3 separate regions of the Mus musculus genome follow, and regions 2 and 3 are each linked to region 1. A link is a loop called in an ENCODE intact Hi-C map of the cell type or tissue named here. Cell type or tissue: heart. All regions are shown on one strand.

Region 1 (8,000 bases):
CATTTAGATCTTAACTCTTTGCTACGGATGCTTTGTCTGGAATATCTTACTGATGTGCTGACTTTGAATATATCCTGTTTATGGAGTGAGAGGGAATAATAACTGAGTGTCCTTTCATGAGGCTGATCCCTCATAGTGTGGTGGCAGCTTCCACGGGAAGGTGATCCATTTTGCCATTTAGTGTTTACCTCATTTCTGCTAATAAACTCCCCCAAATTGGCTCAAATGGACATTCCATTGGCTATCAGTGAAGAGACTAAGAGACACTTCCAGCTTGCACATTTCTTCTACTAGAAGGCTGGCGACAGAGCTTTGCAGGACTGAGCAGCCCCAGCATCTGGCACACAGACACTGGGAAAGACAGAGAAGACCTATCTAAGTGGATGATGTTTACGGATCCTACGTCAGTGGATTGCACAGCAGAGTCCCAGCCCCCAGCCCCCTGTTATCAGTACAGAATCCTGGGTCTCACCACACACCTACTTGATGGGTAGCCTTGGGAACAGGAGGATCCAGTTATCACCAGAATCCAGATGGTTCTCATGGCCAGTGAAAGTCAACTGTTTTCTCAGAGTGGGTGTCTAGAATGAGCCAAACAGACATCATGCATTAAATATCATGCATTAGATATCCAGATTAAGTTAGTGCAAGCTAACAATTGCTGGATGAAACATTGACCCCACACACACTTAATATATGTGTGTGTATACAAGTAAATGTATGTGTAGATACATTTAATATCTCATATCAAAGAAAAAGGAAAAAACAATTGAACTGAAATTGAACACAGGAAGTAAATAAATGATTTACTGAAAAAAAATCAAATGTTTAATATACATAAGACCTAACAGCTGCATGAAACCTGGACAATGGTCATTAAACAATCTGTTTTTCTTTAATTAGATTAGAATAATTAATATGCATAGTATGTGCTTTGTCTCAGATATTGTAGAGATTCTACTGACTTTGAATATATTCAGTTTATGGAGTAAGATGGGAAAAATAGCTGAGTGTTCTTTGATATGGCTGGTATTCACTCACCTTAAAAATGGACACTTAGAGTATTGGAATAGCTCTATTCTGAGGAATTAGCATATAGTATTTTTTATTAATTAAAAGCATACCTATATCTATAAACAGGAATAGTCTTATATTTATCATTTATATACACTTAAATTTTTACAACAATTAAAATATGTTCAATTTTGCTTTTGCACCAACATTTTGGCAACAGGTTACATGTGCAGGGGTGGGAAAGAGAAGGGTTAGTCATAACTTGTCAAAGTTCTCAGAACATGTAACTGGTACGCACTCAGTCCCAAATGGAATGCCCATATGACCCCCACCCCCACCCCCTGCAAGGCTCAAGAAACACCATGGAAGATGGGGGCATAAAAATGTAAGGACCTGAGTAAGAAATGGAGTATCTGTCATGGGGCACTGTCTTCTGTGCATGATGTGGCCGTTTTGTTCCTGAGCTTGCAGCTCTTCTGTGTACGAGACATGCACAAGATTGGACTCATCACCATCCTGCATTGGAGGGAGAAGAAGTTCACAAGGCCCCACCCCTTCCTAAAAGTCTGGCAGGCAGCTGATGGTTTCTAGGCAAAGAAGAAACATTTCTTTCGTGACATAAGGAGCCCATACTTCTATAAATAGCCCTTCCCTCATGTTCCTGTAAACAACCCTATTGAAACTCATTGGTGTGCTTGTGCGCTCTCTCTCTCTCTCTCTCTCTCTCTCTCTCTCTCTCTCTCATACACACACACATCATGACAGTAGAAGGGGTCTAGTTGGGAAAAGAAGGGGTAATGGGAGTGAATGTAATCAATTTGCATTATAGTCACACATAAAATGCCATAATGAAGCCCATTGTTAAATATAGTTAATATCTGCTAATAAAAACTTTTTAAAAAGATAAATTAATAAAATATTATACTATGTTATCTTTTGCAGAGTTGAAAATGGTGGCAGATATATATATCCTGATACGAAAAGCTCTCTAAAACACAAATGAAAGAGAAATTTGCAGCAAATTTTCTCACTTATGTAAGACAAAAATACATAATGTCTGCATACAAGTAGCACATACAATCTTCTATACAATATGTGTTTGGCAAATATCTAGCAAACTGGTAAATTTTACAATTTTATAACTTTTAAGATTCTTTGTTTGCTTGCAGTGCTGCGGACTAGTCATGTGGCTCTGTGCTTTTGATACAGGATGTGTATGGTACATGGGCAGGGAGCTACAGCCTTGCACACGCTAAGCAATGCTCTGCCACACAAGTACATACTTGGAAGGGTCTCTATTCTCTTTCGGTAGCTTGCTGTTCTGGGGAAAACATACCCCATTGGCCTTAGTAAATGATCTCAGCAATTGTTTGATGAATTACAATTATATAATTAATAAACTGGGCAGTTGGTGGCCAATTTCCCAGAGAGATGCCCAGTCAGGGCTCTCTCCAAGACTCATTGCCACCATAATGGTAAGGCACATCAGAGACAAACAAGCAGACATTGTAGGTCACCTTGCTTCTTAACCCCAGGTTTGATGCTCCAGATATTAGCATCTCAGTGCTCAGACATCCAGCCTACCGTTTGCTTCCATGTGCTCTGCCAGACCCTGGACACCCTGTGCCCCACCCTCCCCCAGCTCTGTTTTCAGTGCATGCTCATGTCCGTGTTTCCCAGTGATCCCTATAAAACTGTGACAGGAGTCTTGAAGCCAGATGTGCAATTACAAACTAAATGTTGGTGTCACACCCTTGATTGGTCTTTCAGGGCTCTTGCCTCAATGACAACCTTTTCTTTACCCAGCCTGCTAGGCTTCTCTCTGGCCTCGTACTCTCTTCTGTTAGTAAGTCACACAATTTCCAAGAAAACTTTTGATCCCCGGATGCTGCAGCCCCTGATCACTTGATCTGGCCCTACCCCATGCCTGGAGCAGTCTCCACTGACTTCTCCACATTGGCTCCATTTCTTTCTGGACAGACATGGAAAAGTGCCCTTTCTGGGGACATGCCAAAGTTCCCTTTAGTCCTTCTGCTGTCACTGGGAAACCTAAGGTCCTCAGATTTGAGCAATTTAAGAATCAGTATGGATCAAAGAAGACCAAGGCATACCTACTGCCTACATGAACCTGCCAGAACAAAGTAGTCATATCTTTATGACCTGGCATTCTGACCCTCAATCCTGTACTTGTGAAACTACTATTCCTGCCTTACCCTGATGTTGAGCCTGAAACCCAGGTGGGATCTCCCCCCCCCCTCCCCCCGGTCTCTCACAAGCAGGCAGTTATGGATGGAGGTGTTCCACTAGCTCATGCAATGCTCCCATCTGTATAACCTGCCCTTGCAGGACTGCGTAAGCTCTTGATACCAGGACATACTGCTTTCCCCCAGCCAGCACTCGTTTTTGTGATGTCATGATGCTGTTTTCCAGAGTTCTAGGTCATGGCAACCTGACTTTGGAAGTCATGAGTTAAAGCGTGTGTTTGCACTCTGAGCTGACTGTACAGAACAGGTCTCAGCTGGAACAGACAGGCCACTGTGGCACAGGCTTGCATTCTCACTAATCGAAGGGGGTGGCAGGATTGTGAGTTTGAGGCCAGCCTGGGCTGTATAGTGGGATCCTGTTGAAGAAGATCAGAAAAAGAGGGAGAGATGAGTGGGGAGCAGGACGAAGAGGAAGAGGAGGAGAGGGAGGAAAGGAAAGGGAGAGAGAGGGGAGGGAGAAGGGGAGGAGAAAGGGATGGGGAGAGATGTCCAGCAATCATAGGAGCCAAAAACTGCCTATAGTCATTCTGGGACCTTCTGAGCCAGCCTAGCAGTCTGGCCAGGTGCATCTTCCCCCCCCCGCCCCCCCCCCCCGCGAGGGATTACTGTCAGATTTAGAATAGAGAAATCATCTCACAAGTGTTCTAACCTGAGCTCAAGCATGAAGCGGCAGGTGTAAGAGGATGGCAACCCTCACCTACGGCAGGGCCCACTCCGCTTCTGTGCTTTGCCCCTCCATCTTGTTGCATCCTGATTTTGTTGCCTGGTTTTGTGTCCGGAGATCTTCATAGGCCAGGTGAACATCGCAGTGAAACGCGGTGGCTTTGTGCATAAGGGCTTCATTTTTCACAGCCATCCTTCTAATAAAAACTGTTTGAAGAAGGAGAGATTGAAGGTTTCTGAGGTTTAAGCCAGGTTGTCATCTAAATCATCATCTCTTCTGGACAAAGCAGCCATTGTCTGCGGGAGTTGGCATGACGGAGAAACCACAAGAGGGCGCACAAAGCCTCGGAATAAATGCTTCGTCTATCCTGGACGCTAAGGAGGCAGAATTGCCAACCCCAGCGCTGGAGGACTCTAACTCCTCCAGACATACGAATGTTCTAGAAGCCCTTCGAGGATGTTTTCATGGTTAGATAAAGAATAGCACTGCAAGTGCACAGAGGGGAGATGTAGGAGGAGTGTTGAGAAGAAAGGGAGTGATTGGCAGGAGAGAAGGGATAAGACAGGAAGACCAAAGGCAAGGAGAGAGGAGAGCCGGGTGGGTGGGAGGGACGGGTGGAGAGGAGACAGGAAAAGGAATGTCGCTTTTTATAGGGCCGAGAGACACGGAAGTCTGGTGTTTCTGTGGACCAGATGGTGTGGCAGGGGAAGGGACCAGGCTGCGGCTTCTCTGGGGGAGAAAGCTGGATGTCTCCCAGGTCTATGAAGTCTGAAGTATGGCGTGAGCTGTCTGAGTCTCTCAAGGGCTTTCCCAGCCTGTTTGCCAGCCTGCAAACTTACCCTTTCTTTGTTGTCACTTTAAAGTCACAACTTGCCTTGACCATGAACATCCATCCTCCTGGCAAACAAGGCCTCATTTTGACGTCAGCAGGCCATGAGGCAAGAGAAGGTGGGCCTGGTAGTAATGACTCCCAGCTGCTTCACGATCACATTTTATTACTGATTATGTAAAACTTTGAGATAATGGAAAAGGAAGTAAGTGGTTGGTTTTTGTTTTCCATTTAAAAATATGTCAGTCCAACAAGAATGGGTAATATTTTGCAAGCTCTTCCTGTATTTGGGGTAGAGATGTAACCTCTAACATTCAAGTGGCATGGGGAAGGAACTGGAATTATCTCTGTCACAGAGGTGAAGTGACTCACCCAAAGACACTTCGCAAGCAGCAAAGGCTGACTTCTGAGCCCAGATCTTGCAACTGCAGAGCCTGTAGCTTGACTAAAATTCATGTCTGTCCAGTGAGCCCAAATTTAAGAATCTATTTCCAAATACCTCTTTGTCATCCATGAATGGAGTTCTTAAATATCTTGACATTAGGACCCCTGTATAGTGTGTGTGTGTTTTAACCAAGTTTCTCAGAAAAAAACCTACAATCTCCATTGACCTTTTTTACAGAAATGATTAATTAGTTACAACAGACTACTGTGATTGGAGTGTTTTAAGCCCTGAGGCAAATTATCTTGGACTACTTTGGTGCCCTAAATAGTCAATTTTTTTGCCTGTTCTGAAAACATCCTGTAACTATTAGGTAAATCATTTTAGAATGTGCTATCAGGTCTCTGGCTTCCACTGATTCAGAAGCCATGAGGCTCAGCAGATACCATTTGAAACCTATAGCATTTGAAGCCTATAGCAGAAATGTCCCACTTTTCGGTAAGTACCTAATTCATGAAAAATGTCTTGAGTTATGACTTTCTTTTGTTGTGTTACTATAAAAAAACTTCATGAATCTGCTGTCATATTGCAACATGGAATCTAAAGTAACCTAAATCGGTGTTCCCAGGCCATGGTTACTCATATTTGTCTCCAAAATAAACTATCTCTTCTCTTTGAGATGAAGGCTATGTTTTCTACTTGACAGCAAAGTGTGACAGCAAAGTGTGTCCCATAAGTGTGTGTGTATGTATGTGGGTGAGCAGATGGGTGAGCAGGTGAATGGGCTGGTGGTGTGTGTGTGTACAGAGACCTACATCAGTATCTTTGTCCCTCACTCTTCACCTTGTAGTTTGAAACATGGTCTCTCACTGAACCTAGTGCATATAGATTGGCTTGACCAACTGACCAAGAAAGTTCCAGGGACTCTTGTCTCCTTGCCCTAGCATTCAGGCAGATACTCTGCACACCCAACTTTTTACAGGACTTATAGAGATGCAAATGGAGGTCCTAATGCCTGTTCTGACCATTTACCTACTAAGTGAAGATTTTTACCTGAGAAATTGCCTCGGGTTGCCTCTGTAGCTTTTATCTGTCTTTATTTCCTATATTATAAAATTAAAACAGGGAAGTCCCAATATTGAAACTTTACATTAAAAGATTGTCAGGCCGGGGGAGGAGGCTCAGTCAATAAAGTGCCTTCCATGCAAGCACAAGGACCTGGGTTCAGATCCTTCAGGTTCACAGCATCTTCACAAATCTAGAATGCAGCCATGTACAGCCTTAATCCCAGACTAGGGCCTAGGAAGGCAGAGGCAGATGGGCAACTGGAGCTTAATGGCTAGCCAGCCTAGCCAAATGGACAAGACCTAAGTTTAATAAAAGACACTGTCTCAACAACAACAACAAATTGGCAGTGCTAAGAATCAAACCCAAGGCTCTTTGCATTCTAGGTAAGTGCTCTAGACTGCTCTACAGCTCACAGATAATTACTAATCATTCAAGATGATAATAATAAACCTATCACATGTATGAACAATATAAATATTCTCACGAAAATATATTTCCAAAAGAAGTAGTAAAAGTACTCAGAAAAATGTTCAATTTTCTACTAAATATAAAGAACTATTATTTCCTATAGAACACACAGAAGATCACAAAAGAAAGACAGTCACGGAAGCCATTTTAAAATCCCACCGCTTACTGGGAACCACTGTTTTCTATCAGGAGAGAATGGAGCATTTCCTGCTGGGCTTTTGGGATCAGAGGACTTTCTCAATGAGGTGATGGAGCTGAGGAAGGGAAGGAGCAGCCTCCTGCCTGAAATCCCTGGCCAACCAGTTAAGTTCTTTGTCTCCCTTTTGAGGAATCTCTGAGAACTTTGCATGCTGGGAATCTGCAGTTTTCTCAGAGTTTTATGAACTTGCCAGGGAGCCTGTATTGATTGTACAGGGGTCTCAATGTCCCTGGCTCTTCACAGCTTTTCTAGAACACATAGAGTGTTCTAGAACAGCCTGCCTGCCTGTCCCAGCAAAGCAGTCAGTATGAAATCTGATGATCTGTAAAATATGAAATTTATAGAAACTTGGAGTTAGAAGAAATGCCAGAAGATACATAGAAGGCATGGTCAGTGAAGCTGGAACCACAGGGCTGCATTCCTTTAAAAGACAAACAACAACAAGGAAAGCCAGGCAGTGTAGAAATGTTTAATCCCAAGTCAATGTTTCTACCCCACCTTGATCACTCATTTCCTGGATAAAACACACAAGCACAACCTTTATATTTACAATAATCCTTAAACAGCACAAGAGCTGGGCAGGATCAACCCTCTATGCTACTAAAATCTATTTCCTATTGAGAACTGTGAGTTGTTACTTACTATGTTTTATCTGAGTTATTCTTAACTCCAACCGACTATCCCTTAGGGCCACGTTGTCTTGACTCCTAAACCATGGCATCTTTCTCTTCTTCCTCACCTTCTTCCCATCTTGTGGTTCTCTTCTGATCCCAAACCAGGGAACTCTAAACTCCGCCTGTGTCTCACCTGCCCAGTTATTGGCTGGCTGCGCCTTTATTCACTAATCAAAAATAACTTACGGGCAGGCTCACTGTGTCACTTAGGCCTAGTGCAGACTCTCTTGTCTCTGGGGCAACCAGGTCTTGGGTACCCGCACTTAGCATTATAATACACAGCAAAAGACCAAACCTCGTCAGCCAGGTGCCAGCACAGCTCTACTGGTGATCTTGCAAGCTCCTTAGCTCTCCGCTCATCAGTGGTTACCCAGAAGCCCTTGAAGAGATAGGATGGGTTGACAGCATGAGGAGAAGACCAGAAAACTTACTGAAAGA
Region 2 (8,000 bases), 470 kb after region 1:
AATGGTTAGCACCTGGGCCCATCAAGAAATACCTCCCAGAGAATGCCAGCTTTGAGTAGCCACTGGGAGCAGCCCTCTCAACCTTTGTATAGATGGCACCTCAGATGTAATGTAGCCCATTCTAACCTCAAACTCAAGGTTTCACTTCCCAAGTGTGGGGATAACAGGTGTGTACCACCATACCTGACTACTTTTCTATATTTTAATGTGGAAATTAAGCATAAAGAAGAGAAAAAATAAAAGACTCCTCACATTGTCCCTGTACCTGTAAACAGTGGTAGGAATGATTGGATGCTAAAGATGTTTTGACTCATTTTTTTAAAGGCACTAAACAATAGATACTAAAGAAAAAAATCATGGCATGTGGTATCCAGTACACCTGCTTGTTGTTCTTGAAGCGTTTGAACAAATTATTTTCCTAATTCACCTGAAGTCTTTAAAGGGAAGTTCTTAGCTGTTACCTAAAAGTAGAAGAATGGAGCAATAAATTTTGAATATAAATTTTATATCTATAAGACATTGTCTTACCTGGTACATATACGGAGCATTATTCGTTTATGAAAATACCTTACAGATATTCCTTGAAACAGGGAACTCCTGCCATTTGTTTAAAATGTGATGTGACCATTAGCTGGACTAGCAAAAAGTCTCAGTGGACAAAGAGCCTGCTGTGTAAGCTTGTATTCCTGAGCTGCATCCTCAGAACCCATGAAAAGCCAGATGGGAAGGCACTTCTCTATAATCCTGGCAAGGTGGAAGGTGCAGAGGGGAGAATCCTCAGAAGTGTGCCAGCCAGCTAGCCTGGTACCCAACTGTGCTCGGGAGACCCTGCCTCAAGGATCCAAAGGAGAGATGCTGCACCTCTGCCTCCACACCAAGGCATGCTTATGCCTGTAACACGCATGTATGCAGGCATGCACACCATAAAAAACTATGTCTCTGTGTAACCATTTCCCTGAGAATGTTTTAGGTGAGGTCCCCTGGTTCTTTTGGGGGTTCTCCCCCTCTTGTTTCCTCTCCTTTTTTGTAAAAAGAAAAAATATATAATATTTACTTTATGTATGTGAGTACACTGTTGCTGTCTTCAGACACACCAGAAGAGGGCATCATATCCCATTACAGATGGTTGTGAGCCACCATGTGCTTACTGGGAATTGAACTTCGGGCCTCTGGAAGAGCAGTCAGTGCAGCACTTTTAACCGCCGAGCCATCTCTCCAGCCCATGTTTCCTCTTACTCCCTCCCTGCTAAGTCTTCTCCCTCTGCACATTTTGGTCTTTGTTCTCTGAGGCTCTCTGTCTTTATATTCAGTCTTCAGCCTAGAACATTGGTTTTTGTTTTGTTTGTTTTGTTTTTGTAAGGACAGGTCTCACTACATCGCCCAAACTGACCTTGAACTCAGTCTTCACGATTCAGCCTTCCTAGAGATGTGTACCACCACACCCACCTAGCACAGGGCAGCTCAAAAGCACCAGGTTTCTCCCTAGTTCCTGTGGAGGACAGAAGTTTCCTTCCTAGTCACTGTGAAAAAAAGCAAGGATGGAGAGGGAAAGGAGGTACCCATGGATTTTTCTACATCATCCTGTGGCTTGCAAGGTCATCATTTGCCATCTTAGTAAGTTTTTACATACTTGGAGAAATTGGGAAATTTTCCAGCATTAATTCTGTATAAGTCATCCAATGGTCTGTGACTCAGCTGCCTTTCCTTGCACATGCAATCTTCACATGATACCTACAATGCCCAGAATGAGAGCATACTGAGCAGTTTTCCTCAGCAACATAGCTGTACAACATGTAAGCTGTGGCTCTTACCAGAGTTGTCCATGGGATGGTTAACCAGAGTTAACCAGAGTTAACCATGGGATAGCAGTTTCCATATTCTTTGACCATGTTCTGTGATACTTCTAGAATGGTTAGTTTCAGTTGTCAGCTTGTCACAGTGTAGGATGACCTCGGAATGCAGTCTCAGTAAGACACTATCTAGATTAGGTTGGCCTGTGGGCATGTCTGTGAGAGCGCCTAGTAGTGAGTGCTTAGAGGGAAGACTCACCCACTATGGGTGGCACCATTACCTAGGCAGGGAATCCTGAATTGTGAAGTGGATAAAGTGATATGCAGGCTAGCATGCATGCATGCATGCATGTGTGTGTGCATTCATTCAATCATTCATTCATTCATTCATTGCTCTCTGCTTTAGAGTGAGTCGGGTATGGCTAATCACTTCCTCTTCCTGCTGCCTTGACTTCCCCGCAGTGATGGACTGTAACCTGGAACAGTGAGCCATGTAAACCTTTTCTCCCTTGAGTTACTCATGTAACTCTGGGCTGCAGAGTTACCGAAGGTGAAGCTGAGACGCTCTGTCCTCCTGTGGCTGACACAAACCTTCGTTTTCCTTATAGGATGTGCTTTATTTATTATGTCATCAAGAGATTCCTGAGCATTCCCCCTCGTTTATAAATCAAGTTGGACTTTAGCACCCCTGCTTCCAAAATCTAGAACATTCAGATTTCTAATGCCAAGTTAAGTAAGAATCCTAATGCAATTGTGAACAAAGAGTTTGTTTGTAGTGTATACGGCAGAGTATTTGTAAGATGTACCTGGGGTCATTTCTCTTTTTTTTTTTTTTTTAGTGTATGGGTGTTTTGCCTGCTTGTGTGTCTTTGCACCCTGTGCATGCCTGGTACCCACAGAAGCCAAAAGAGAATGCCTGAACCCCTGGAACTGAAGTCACAGATAACTGTTAGATGCCATGTGGGTGCAGGGAATCTAGCTTGGGTCCTCTGGAAGAGCACCAAGCACACTTAACCAGTGAACCATCTCTCCAGCCCTCTGTTTTCTGAATTTGCTCATTGTGTTTATTCATCAAATGCTCTTGACATGCTAGACACACGTGCTGGGATTTGATCATGAACAAAATAGAAACGGGGTCTCTTCACGGAGCTTATCGTGTGCAAAGATGCTACTTGACTGAGTAGAGAATCCTATGTGACTAAACCTGGAAAGATGACTGTTGGCTGGAATGATAAGCTTCTGGGCTGCAGAGAATGAATGGGGGAGATGAGGTGCCTACATATCGTGTGGAGTGGGAAGGTGAGAAGAATGACTTTTGTTGAGGCTCTGAGCCATATGTGTAGGCACACAATGGAGGAAGAAGCCAGACAGGAACCTGGCAAGTTGAGAACAGGCAGCAGTGCCCTTGCTTCAGCACCCGCACTGCGCAGCTATGGCGCTCTCTCAGATCCCCATCCAGAACTCCAGCCAGTGGGTAGAATGTTCTCTCCTTCAGAACTCCTGGTCCTTAGGTCTTTCTAGACTAATAGTATCAAATGCAGTTTGGCAACGCTGATACGGTAAAAGACAGGCTTTGATATAATTTGTGGGCTCGTTTGTTTATACACTCGGGAGTTGGAAGTTCATTTCATCTGTGTTCATCAAAGAGCCCCATGGGAAAAGTAAGTACAGCTGACACTCGTGAACAAAATGCATCCGAGTTGATTGTTTGTGCCCCACTATCTACTCTGGAGGCAAGGAAATTGTAGTGTATAACCTGTGTGGGCATATTTCCAAAACTGAAGCTTGTCAGTTCCCCGAGTACTGCTCCTTAGCATTGGTCACTATGGGTGGTACCACGGTGAGCCAGGCTGTCTGTGGCTGTGTACAGATCTCCATCTTGGCATTCCTTGTTGTTTGTGGTACTAGGGATGGACCCTTTGGCTGAAAGGTCATGTGCTTTATCAAGGATAAGAATGTGAGTGGAGGAGTTGATCAGCCAGTACCGGCCTCAAGGGAAAAATCCAGGTATGCAAGATGATGCTTGCCGTAGAGTGAGCCGCAGAGCAGACTTGACTGTTAGACGTTCCAAGCAAGGGAGAGATCGGTGTGATGTTCCAGTTTCCTACCTAGGTCTTGAGTGACAGCTAACATCACGTCATTGATAAGTGTTCAGTACAGACTGGTGTGGGGTCTTTTGACATCCTCTAACTTGCCATCCTCACAGCTGTTTGGGTACTCAGTTTCTGGAAGATGAAACTAAGACTGCTCATCCACCTTCTACTACTGGCAAACAACACACTTTTTAATCCCTTCAATTGCTGTGGGAAATTTCCTTTTCAACCGAGAACTATTAACCACCTGTTGTGCATTAGCAAACCTCAAGTCCATTTATTGGTTTGAAATTAAGCTCCACTCATCTGATTTCAAGTAACAAGCTGAGGAGAAACTCCGTGGGAAAAAAAAAAATAGACTGAGCTCAAATATACATCTCAGCTGTTACCTGTAAGGCAGGGGAAATCTGAAGCATCTTGGACATCTGTCAGGACTGCAGAACTAAAACCAGCTGCAGTGACAGATGCTGTGTAGCTCCAATGAGCAAGATTGAGAACTTTTTTCTTCTTTCGCTAATTAAATATTCCTAGAGTTGATTACTAATAATGTTTATCACTAAAAAATCCAATTAGAATGTTTTTGTTAAAGTGTTGTTGTTGTTGTTGTTGTTGTTGTTTAAATCAAACAGTGTAACCCTTTTTAAAGACTCAAAATAGGGGTTAAAGAGATGACTCTGTGACTTGTTTTGTAAAGATCAAGTTTGAATCCCCGATGCCCATGTAAAAAGCCAAGCATGGGAGCGTGTACCTGTAACCTCAGCACTGAGGTACATGTATGCAATACACATGCACATGCACACAGGCACACTCCCCAGAATAATCCAAAATACAACCCTTAAAACATTGGTAGTCATCCTTCCAGGCATCTGGTGCAGGCAAATGGGTAGGGTGTTTACAACATTGGATTTGGGGTGTTGGTACTATGCTGGAGGTTTAATCTGTGTCATGGGCTCATTTAGACACACACACACAAAAGGCTCATTTAGACACACACACACACTCACACACACACACCCATTTTAAAGGTCCCTGTGGTAGTTTATCAATGGCTACTTCCAAGAGGAAGTAGCTCCCTCTTGTGGCTCATTGGCGTATGACCCAAGTCATGCTGTGTTTTTGCAACCCTGGGACTTGATGGCACCTAGCACCTAGTCAAAGAAAGCTGACTTGTCGTTAACTCAGGGCCCCTTCATACCCACTGAAATCAAGATGGAAAGCAGAACACCCAAGCTTCCAGCACCAGACTCCCAGCATCCTCTTCTTCACCCTCTGCCTCACTACCCTCAAAGGTCTTGATCTAGTGGTGAATCATTCTCAGGGGAGGGGGAGGAGGACAGAGGTGGACAGTCCTTCACTTCAAAGGGGTTTCCTTTCTTGCCTTGAGCCACTGTGTTCAATTTTGACATTACAGATTAGTTGGGCTACTAGGAAAAGAATATCTTTAGTGGTAAGATTAAATGTTCAGATTTATATATAGAGAGAGAACACAGATCTGATAGGTGAGCAGCATAAAGCAGCTTAAATGTTTTCCGAAAATAAAACCTCAAGAATTGGACATTTCTACTTTATATAAACGATACACCACGTTTTGACAGCTACTTTTCCTTTCTCTCTCTCCTATACAGTATATAGTGGAATGTCATGGGGTCACACTTCTTCCTCAGTTCTTGGGAATGTACCGGCTTAATGTCGATGGAGTGGAAATATATGTGATTGTTACAAGGAATGTGTTCAGCCACCGGCTATCTGTATATAGGAAATACGACTTAAAGGTGAGGTTGACTTTGATAATTTTCAATAAGTTTCACGTTCATTTGCACAAGCCTACTCGCCCATATTGTTTATGTTATCATGTGAACAAAATGGTCAGGGTGCTTCAAGAGCTTGAATCTAGCAGGCAGTTGCCAGCACGTAGGATTAAGCAGCCCATGTTATTACAAGCATGTCAGCCACATGCCATGTAGTACCACATGCCATGTAGTAGCTAAGTGCTGGGGATAGTTTATGAGTTAAACAGACCAGGGACAGCAAGGTGGCCCAGCAGGTAAACTGGGGGCACTTGCCCCCTAAGCCTCATAGCCCAAGGTCACTCTTCAGAATCCAGGCTAGAAGGAAAGAATTGGTTCCCAGAAGTTGGCCTCCTGTCCTCTACTTCACGTGCATAAAACACACACATACGATGATAAAAGAAAACCGAACAGATCTTTAAGTAGGGATGATTACTATCATTATTATTGATTATTATTGATAAATAATGAGCGCTGTGGATGGAAATGAACGGGGGGAACGTCACACTAGTTTTTATTAACAGTAAACAAGCACTCTACTACTAAGCCACAATCTCAGCCAGTTTTCCTCTTATTTTGAGACAAGGTTAGCCCAGGCTAGCATTGAACTCATCCAGAAGCCAACACAGACCTTGAGTGTTAACACCTTGCCTCAGCTTGCCTAGTGCCTGGGACCACAGGCCTGTACCACCAGGCCTACCAAGGCATACATTTCCAGCTAGGATGTTAGGTAAGGTGCATCTGGAAGGGTGGCATTGGTCCCATCTCAAGAGAAATGACAAAGGGAAAAGCCTGAGATCAGACATACCAACAATTTAAAATGAGACCACTGGAGAATTCTGAATTCAGTGACATGACCTGACTTTTAGACAGCCAACTCTGACAGTGTATGTATGCCAAGACCAAGAGGGGTTGCATCTTTATAAAGTTCTGTTGCTGTGTCATCACGTGCATGGTTTCTGTGTTATCTATGCTCTCACACTGTACGGGGCACCGTGAGCAGTGACCAGAGATACTGTATGGACCATGAGGCTAAGATATTTACTCTCTGACCCTGAAAAAGTTCATCTTCCCCTGATCTGTGGTACTCAGTTCTAAGGATTTTGGTTTTTTGTTTGTTTGTTTGTTTGGTTGGTTGGTTGGTTGGTTGGTTGTTTTGTTTTGTTTAATCTTAGGATTCATTCACATGCACAAAAGAGCACCCTAAAAAGCTTTGCCTTCTGTTGGTTATGTCTAGATATCTACAGTATTAGAAATAGAAGCAGGGCTGGAGAGATGGCTCTGCAGTTAAGAGTACTTGCTGCTCTTCCAGAGGACACGAATTTAGTTCCCAGGATCTGGCGGCTCATAACCACCTTTAACTCCCACTTCCAGGGGGTCTGACACCCTCTTCTGGTCGCCCCCATAAACCCTTACATATAAATATATAGGCTCCCTTGTATTCCCTTACATATAAATAAGAATAAATCTTTGCTTGAAAGAAATTTATGAGAAACACTAAACTATTGATATTTATAGTTATTTTAAATAATATTAAACTACTACATATTAATGAATTTTTATGACAGCTGTATTTTTCAAAAGCAAAATATTAGTGAGTCAAGCCTCATGGTTTTACAGTTCTTTCTATTAATTAATTAATTTATTTATTCACCTCACATCTGGAATTCTGCACCCCTTCCTCCCCTCACACAGCTCACCCCCATGGCTTTACATTTTGTTTTAGTTAAATGTGTCCTTTGGCTTTCGTGTTTGTATATGGTGCACTCCTCCCGACGCCTCCTTCCCTCCTAGTCCTCTCCTGCCCCTGATTTCAGGGCTCTGTACTGTGTGGATTCATTAGGGACAGTTGAAATGTCCTGTCCGATCCTGCTGTCAATACTTAGCGGTATTTGCATGAGTAACTGGGAAAAACAGCTGAGTCCACACAAATGTGTAGTTGGGAAGGAGAGATGTGGAGTTTGGGGAGTAATTGTAGATATTCTTTAATAACACACCAAGACTTAATGTCAGTGCTATCTTAGTTAGCCTGGAGCATTTGTACCCTGTTCATTAATACCCGTGGTCAGTTGCAAGCACTGGTCCCAGTGTGTGGTTTTATAGTCATACCTGTTTCACTGGAGACATAGCGGTTCCTTAATTAACACAGGTTCTCTTAATGTTGACATATTGAATTACAGAGTATCAAAAATCATGTGACCATCCCTACTGGTCACATAGAAAGCCTTCCATGCATGGGAACCTGAGGGCAGATACAGTTTTCCAAAAGTCTGGTTTTCATTTGGTAGCCCATTACCACTGACCTCAAAGTCCCATCAGCCATGCTGGAA
Region 3 (8,000 bases), 990 kb after region 1:
GTAATTATAGAATCACCCTTTTCAGAAGCTAAAACAGCTTCATTTGTCCATTGAACTCCTGAATATATGCCTATTGTATGATGCATGTAATTTAGTTTACCAAGCTCTGTAAAATAGAACATACCCATTTGCCAAATTTTATTTCTTTGGGTATCTTCAAGGTTATTTCCATAGAGTTTGGTTATATAAAGAATAAGTAGGACATTTCTGCAGAATTTTCTTGGCTTAATGCTAAGAGATAGAGAATTCTTTTTAAAAATCTTTGTTGTTTCTTTGTAGTATATATTCTATCAACAGTTGATCAATTTCATTATTATTATTTTGTGCCAGGGGACCTAGCAGACTTATATGGGATTTGATGTTTGTTTTATCTATAATGGATGATTCCTATTTCTGATTATTTGTTGTAGCAAAATAAACAGCGAAATCAATTTAGAATAATCATGAATAAGTTTAGTAGTCTTTATATGTAAAACAATTCTTTTTACATATTGAGAGTCAGTTATTATACAAGGAGACTCTTAAAAATCTAATATAAAAGCCAGGTGTGGTGGCGCACACCTTTAATCCCAGCACTCGGAAGGCAGAGGCAGGCGGATTTCTGAGTTCGAGGCCAGGCTGGTCTACAGAGTGAGTTCCAGGACAGCCAGGGCTATACAGAGGAACCCTGTCTCGAAAACAAACAAACAAACAAAAAAATCTAGTATAAGGATTGCATATATTTTTTATTTTTGAATCCATTTATAAGAACTCTCAACTATCTATATCTTTTGATTTATATCCTGTGTTTTCTGATTTATCTGCACCAATTTACATTGAACTCCAGAAATTGGAATCCTTTTTATTATACGAGGTATAATCTAATTAGTTCTTTTTATAAACTGAAGTTGTTTGCTTTTAGGGTATTTGTTGTTAATCTTTCCCAAAAATTATTGCAAGCTCTTTGCCAATGTACATCTTGAGTCCATAATGAGGCAATCTCCACATTATTAAAAGGTACCATAATTTTAGTTGGATCCATTTCAGTTGGACTCTTCTATATGCTGAGCCTCCAGCTGCTTTTGGACTAGCTATTCTAGTGCCTGTATTATTATTTTTTTCTGTCTGTCATAGATTTTTATTCAATCCAAATGAGTTGGCCAGTTAACCATCTTAGTAGTAATGTTGTTGGTGTTTCACATCAGCTGTGGCTCTGAAATGTCAGTCTCTGCTGTATCTTGTTTATGGACACCCTGGATAGTTTGTAACTGTCTTTGATAACTTTTTTTTTTTAGGAGCCTGACTGGTTTTGTGGCCTATCTCTGAAGTTGAAGGGACATTAATTTGTTTTCTATTGTAACAGATCTCTTTCCCACAAGTTTATGGCTATTTCAGCCATGTATGGCCTAAATTTTCTTATTTGACCTTTAGGTCTGTATATTTAAGCCATCTGGTGCTTTGCTTTATTGGGCTAAAGTTCCAACTTCTTGAAATTGAATGTCCACCTCTTGAAGTGGCCAATCTGAAGGCCAAGATTTTGGAGAGATAATGTTGACATCTGCTACAGTGTTGACCATTCGTTGAATTTCAGTATAATTTATAAATAGCTTTAGCTTTGGCCTTTGATACTCTATAGAAGTTTGCCAAAATATTCACTTTTGGGGGCCCCTTTTAGGTCTCTTGGTTCATCTATAGAATTTGTCTTGACTTTGCTATTTGGTCTTAGAGTGAGCAGTTGTATTTAATTGTCTTGTGGAAAAGAATTTTCCCTGTTTGGCATTGGGGTTTACAAGAGGGCTCCCTGGGAGTTTTTGATAAGGAGTTACTCCATTTGTCTGTTGTTGATTTATATTCATTGATCCAATGTCAGCTTTTGCCACATCTCTTACATATTCCAGGAGGCATAGGCTCCCTTTTGGAATCAATTTGGTTTTCTTTGCAATATTTTATTTTATTTATTTATTTGTTTTTAAATGACCTTGTTCACCATAATTAAGACATTTGAGATTTTGGATTGTTTCAAGGCCTTTAGTGGTGGCTTTTCCTATTAAGGTCATAGGAAACAAGGCCTAACATCAACTGTATTTCTAATCTATTCATCTATTCATGTTGACCTTACCCTTAGTGGTCTGATTACTTCCTTGCATTCTGCATTCACATTTTCAAAAGCTGAAGACTCAATTAGTGCCTTTCTTATTAATGGATCCAATATATTTCTTCCTACAGCTGAAGTCAATCTTTGCAAAATGTCAGTGAATGTTTTTTTTAGACCTTGCATGACCTGAGAAAATGGTTTAAGTCCTTTCCCTGTTTCTTCTACCTTGTCCCAGGCATTTAAGTCTGCCAAGCAGCATAATGTCAAGGTTTCTTCATCATATTTGATTTGCATCTCTATCTCAGCAAAACGACCAAAATCACTAAGCAGTTGATGTTTAGAAAATTGATACCTCTGACTTTATTTTGTTGTGCTATCTATCTATCTCCTTAGCCTCTTTTCTCTACCATGAGAACTACTGTAAATATGATCCAGGTTCTAATATTGCTTTTCTCATATCTTTCCCATCCTTGGGGGTTATTTTTATTTTTGATAGCCTAAGAAGTCAGGACTTGTTTTACAAATGGTAAATGTATTCCAAAATTAGTGAAATTTTCCTTAATTTTTTTAGCTGTAAAATATCTATGGATTGCCATTTAAATGGAATATTATTGTCTGTTAGTCTCTGTTGTATATTATCCGGATAAACTAAAATTTGCTTTTTAATAATCTTTGGTTGGTTTTTTCTAATTTTATCTTCTGTCTCTACCTGAGTATTTTCCTTGATTAATATATTGTTTCTCTCTTAAGGGCTGTGCCAATATTTCCTATCTCTCCAGTGCTTGTTTCTCTGTCATCCTGGCATTTTCTTCATTATAGTAACCTCTTCTTCAAAGCCTGCTCCCATGTCTTACATTTTTCCTTTTGCTGTTTGTTCTTTTTGTTCCATAAGTTCTTGTATCCTCTCTTCAGAGCTCTGCTTCCATATTTTATTTTACTTTGTATTGCAATTCTGATATTCTAATGTTTATTTTGATCAATTAATTTTAATAAAATATCCTCCAGGCCTTGCTTCCAAATATCATTATTTTCTCTCTACTGTTCAGTCTGATCTGTAAAATTCTGCATCTTTTGTTCTAGCATCTTTTCCAGCTCCTGTCTCTAACATTCATTTTCCTCGCTCTGTTGCTTATCGCATGAGCGATAAATTCCAGTACCTTTTGTTCCAGTGTTTCCTCTAGGCTGTATTGTCAAGTCTTAAATTTCTCTCTCTGTTCTTCATTCTTTTCTATAAATTCCTGTATCTTCTATTCTAAGCCCTGCTTCCATAATTTTTATTTTTCTTTATGTTGTAATTCTGATATTGTAACATCTTATTTATTTTGATTTATTAACTTTATTAAGTTATCCTCTGGGCTTTGCTTCCAAATATTATTGCTATCTCTCTGTTACTAAGTTTGATCTATGAAATTCTGAATTTTTTGTACTATAGTCTTTTTCTAGCTCCTGTTGCCAATTTTCAGCCCATTTCTCTTCCTGTCTTCATACTCGGGTTTATAATTTTCTGAATTCTCTCTATTGCCTTACCACTTTCATAAAATCTTTACATCCCTTTTCTAAAGCTAGTGAATTTCTTTTAGGGACTTGTTTTTTTGTGAAGACATAGAAAATGAAGATGGTTATTAGGATAAAACTGAAACTTAAGATTGTAATAATGATAACTGGCAAGTTGTCAGTTGCCTTTAAATCTATCCCTTTCAAACTGTTCAAAATAGCATCACATAAAATCTAGAATGTATTTGTCTTAGTTAGGGTTTCATTGCTGTGAAGAGACACCATGACCAAGACAACTCTTGTAAGGACAACATTGAATTGGGGTTGCCTTACAGGTTCTGAGGTTCAGTCCGTTCTTATCAAGGCAGGAAGCATGGCAGCATCCAGGCAGGCATGGCAGTGGAGGAGCTGAGTATTCTACATCTTCATCAAAGGAAGCCAGGAACAGACTGTCTCCCAGGCAGCTAGGAGAAGGGTCTTAAAGTCTACCCCTACAGTGAAACATTTCTTCCCACAAGGCTACACCTCCTCCAACAAGATCACACATTCTAATAGTGCCACTCTCTGGGCCAAATATTCAAACCACCACAGTATTTTTTATTTGTCACCTTTAGATGTCTTTTTTTTCCCCAGAATTATCAATTTATAGTTCTTATTACCTGATCCAGAGCTTCTTGTACCTTTGTCTCCCTCTGGTGTTTGATTCAGGACATTCCAGTCCTTTCTGATTCTTCTATTCATAGGTAGGGGCTGACTAGAAAAACTGAGGTGTCTGTGCTTCTGAGCTATTGCTGTTTTTTATTTGGGGTTTCTGGGTTTTTTTGTTTTTGTTTTTTGTTTTTGTCTAGAATGCAACCTGCAGTACAAGCTGTCTGGAGAGCAGGTCTGGCTGTCCTGTTTAAACATGTGCCTGTGAGAAGGCTTTGAAAAGTTAGCAGCCATTTTTCAGCTGCTGATCTTCAGCTGTGTATCAAGTAGCCATGACCCCAGCGTCTGTGGTCCTTTTCTGGGGCGAAGGGAACTCCAACTGTGTTGTGACATTGGTGCCCCCTAACATCCCAGCTCGGTGCTGGTATGCTGCCTTTTGTTTGGGGTATGTGCAGGGGTGTATAGCTCTCTGTACACCCTGAGACCCACTCAGCATTTGCTTTTGACCTTGCTGCAGCTTTAGAACACAGCTCTGGTTGTTTATATTTGAGGGTCGGGGTGGGGTGAACTTTTATCTCAGGTTAGTTTAGTTCTAAGCCCCACGTTGGGCGACAATTTGTTGGTGGATTTTCCAGTCCTAATAAGCCAGTGTAAAAGACACACAATCCAGATATTTTAATTATAAGCCATATGCCTAGATTGGGCAGATCTAAGACTATCCTAACTTATTCCCCAGCTGTGAGGACCCTTGTTACTTTCTTTTTCTCCTGGCCATGTGGTTCTAGTCCATGCTGGCTTCCTCCTCCACTGTCTTCTTCTTGTCCCTCTCTCTCTACCTGTAATTCCCTCTCGGGCCTCCAGTCTCACCATTTTCTCCACTGCCCAATCACAGTCTCTAACCTTTTATTGACCAGTTAAATTGGGGAGAAGTTTCACGATGACATCACTTGAGTACATAATGGTCTGCTCGTTGGGGACAACCACCTCTTGTGGAACCAGTATTAGCATAGAATACAAGCAACATCAGGCCAGCCTACTACAGAAAAAGTATATATTTGCTTATGTGTGAATGTTAGCTGTTAGGTTTTAGATAACAGGCTGTAATCTGTATAACCACAGAGGTTAAGTATAGACTAAGGGACTACTGGGGAGGGAAGAATCTCTCTAGGAGGGAGAAATAGAATAATAGTTTTCTGTGGACAGGGGCATGGGTAACTGTAACAGGAGAACCAAATGGGGAGGGTGAGGGAAGAGGTAGGGTAAAGGATGAAATATGGGAAGGGATAGTTAGAACTAAGGGCCATTTAGGGGTTATATAGAAACCTACTACAATAGAAGGGGCTTTAAATATATACATGTATGAAAGAAATCTAAATTGGAATTACCAAATAACAAAGGAGGCAAAGCCCCAACTAGGCATCTCTGTCTACAAAATGAAACTTTCAGTGTTGAAAATTGGTTATATCTAATTGAGTTGTTGGATACAGAGGCATCATTGAAACCCCCAAATAACCCAAGTTATTGCCAAGGCTATTGGTTGTTTTCAAACATTGATGGCAATGTCCTCTTGTTGAAGATACACCTACATAACTTACTGAATATGGAGAAGTTGGGCTGGTCCCTACCTAGAACTGACTAATGTTCACAGTATTGAAAATTACTCTGCACATTACCAGAGGAGAAAGTTAAAACCAACCCAGATACAAACACTGTGATCTACAATGATGATGATCTGCCTACAGGATACACTGATGCAATAATGGCACAGAAGTTGTGGGACCACTCTCTGCTTGAAACTAAAGTGTATTACATAAGATGGAACCCATTCCCACCCTGCTCTAGTGGCCAATTAACCTGGGACTAGATAGGTTATGGACCCAGGGGAAACCAAATAGTACTGTTCTGCTAAAGGAACATAGCAGTACAAAGACTCCTAACGACATTCTACTGTACTCATAGATTAGTATTTTGTTCAGCCATCATCAGAGATTCTATCCAGTTTATAGACTGTGACAGCATGCACAGAGCCTGACAGGGGAAGTGGACACAAGCCTTCATCCTTAACCCAGAAGCTATCTGTAGTTGATTCCTCTCACAAAGGAAGGAAAAATTGGTTTTCAACAAGGGAGGAGTCTCACAGGGTTTTTGAACCATACTTCAGGGCAGACCCCATCCCAGCATTAAAGCCAACAGAAAAAGCCATAATGCTATTTTTTGAGGGTTTTGTTTGTTGTTTCACAATGCTTTGTGTGGAATATTTTTTCTTCTTCAAATCTTTTACATATATTTCTGATGGGGTGTGTGTCCTTTTTGTGTGAAATGTGTGTGTTTCATTGACCATATGTGTTTCTTGTGTTTTTTCTTGGCTCCCCCGATGCACCTAACCTCTGAACTCCTATTTATTTTCTCCTATTCTGGTTTGTTTGTTTTTATTTTATCTTACTATTTTTTTTAGATGCGTGTCTGTACTCTACTGAGAGAGAAAGTGTGTGGGTTTTGGTTGGTGGGGAAGTATGGGGAGGATCTGGGAGGAGTTGGAGGAGAGGAAACCGATAAACAGAGTTTATTGTATGAAAAAAAGTCTATTTTGAATTAAAAAAACTGTAGTCATCTTAGACATGAAGCACTACATATCATTTTGATTTGCGCTTTCTAGTGACTGATTTTGCATTGTCTCAATTCTACTGAGTCCACTGTGCTGCCAGTATGTGAATGAGTATGGGGCCATCTACTGGAGTGCAGGGATGCTCTCAGGGAAGTATCCCTTATGAAAACTGGCTTTCCTTTCCCAGCAGGCATCAGTTCTTAATAGGAGGACTTCATGGCCCCTCCCTCAAATATACTGGTTTGTTTTAACTTGATCTAGCACAGGTCTTGTGCATACAGTAAAAACTAATGTGACTACATATGTGCAGTTGCCCTGTTATGACCAGAAAACACTGTTTGATGATAGGCATCACTACTGCTGGTTCATATAGTCTTTCTGCCTCCTCTCTACTGTGCTTCCTGAGCCTTTGGAAGAACAGGTTTTTGATGCAGATGTCCTGTTTAGAGCTGAACATTCTGGAATCTGTTATTCTCGACAGTTTGACCAATTGTTGATTTCTGTGTTCATTGCCATCAACTACAAAAGTAAGCCTCTCTGATGAAGATTGAGAGATGTACTGATTTATGGTTATAAAGATAAGTACTTAAGGGACAGTTTAATACAATATCCATTTAGTAGAATAATAGTAGTAGGTTCTCCCCTAGGACCTATGATCTACCCAGCCACATATTCTTGGCCCTGGTAATGGTGTCAGACATAAGAGTGGAGGAAGCCTTAAAGTGGTGGTTGCTCCTGTAACATTTGTATCACACTTGTGGGCATGTCTTGTCAGCCAGTCAGTGTAGCTCAGAGGACTCAGAGTTGGGAAGAACTACTGGTTACTTTGCTTCTGCCCGGCCCTGAGGCATCCAGAAGTTCCATAGTGCAAGTTCCAGCACTATGAAAGATGGCCAGTAGAATTGCAGCTTCCAGATAGGTTCTAGCATGACTTCCCAGAGTTCTGTGACTCACGTATAGAGTATCTTCATCATCGAGTCTTATTGTGAAGTCTTATTGGAAAGTAATAAATAATAGCCTGTAATGTTTGGGGGGTTTATGCAACCTATGTTTTGAGCCAACAGCTCAAAAAGAGGTAGTCTATTTCCTGATTTTGGGATTTGTATTTGGTAATGTATCATGTCTAGTTGGAATATTGTTCTTGTATTATAGAATAGTTGGGTTTGAAATCTTTTTATA

What was found. Peaks named below come from ENCODE experiments on the same cell type or tissue, not always from the same donor. Only the 100,000 strongest peaks of a DNase experiment are listed, where the experiment ranks them.
Region 2: it touches region 1 in a loop (7-fold over the local background); 20 of 42 quality-filtered maps call a loop at or near these places.
Region 3: it touches region 1 in a loop (2.5-fold over the local background); 4 of 42 quality-filtered maps call a loop at or near these places.

Annotation. Positions count from the first base shown.
Region 1 is chr2:19,341,095-19,349,094 of GRCm38, reverse strand. It overlaps 4930447M23Rik (RIKEN cDNA 4930447M23 gene), which reads right to left and starts at 4,778. Exons shown (of 4, transcript NR_126563.1): 1 at 3,976-4,778; 2 at 1,408-1,530; 3 at 484-581. In heart, a CTCF peak has its summit at 4,258 (motif pointing right); DNase peaks (open chromatin) are centred at 4,294 and 4,804; H3K4me3 peaks cover 571 bases; H3K27ac peaks cover 504 bases.
Region 2 is chr2:18,869,939-18,877,938 of GRCm38, reverse strand. Pip4k2a (phosphatidylinositol-5-phosphate 4-kinase, type II, alpha) reads left to right here. Exons shown (of 10, transcript NM_008845.4): 5 at 5,509-5,655. Gm33534 (a long non-coding RNA gene) reads left to right here. Exons shown (of 2, transcript XR_374031.3): 1 at 1-3,089; 2 at 3,699-4,555. Among named protein-coding and RNA genes, the nearest start is that of Gm33534, 5.1 kb to the left of the region's middle. In heart, a CTCF peak has its summit at 4,978 (motif pointing left); a DNase peak (open chromatin) is centred at 4,978.
Region 3 is chr2:18,351,762-18,359,761 of GRCm38, reverse strand. The region is part of intron 1 of Dnajc1 (DnaJ heat shock protein family (Hsp40) member C1); the gene reads left to right. Among named protein-coding and RNA genes, the nearest start is that of Dnajc1, 37 kb to the left of the region's middle. In heart, CTCF peaks have their summits at 4,264 (motif pointing left) and 6,947 (motif pointing left); no DNase peak of the experiment used is centred here.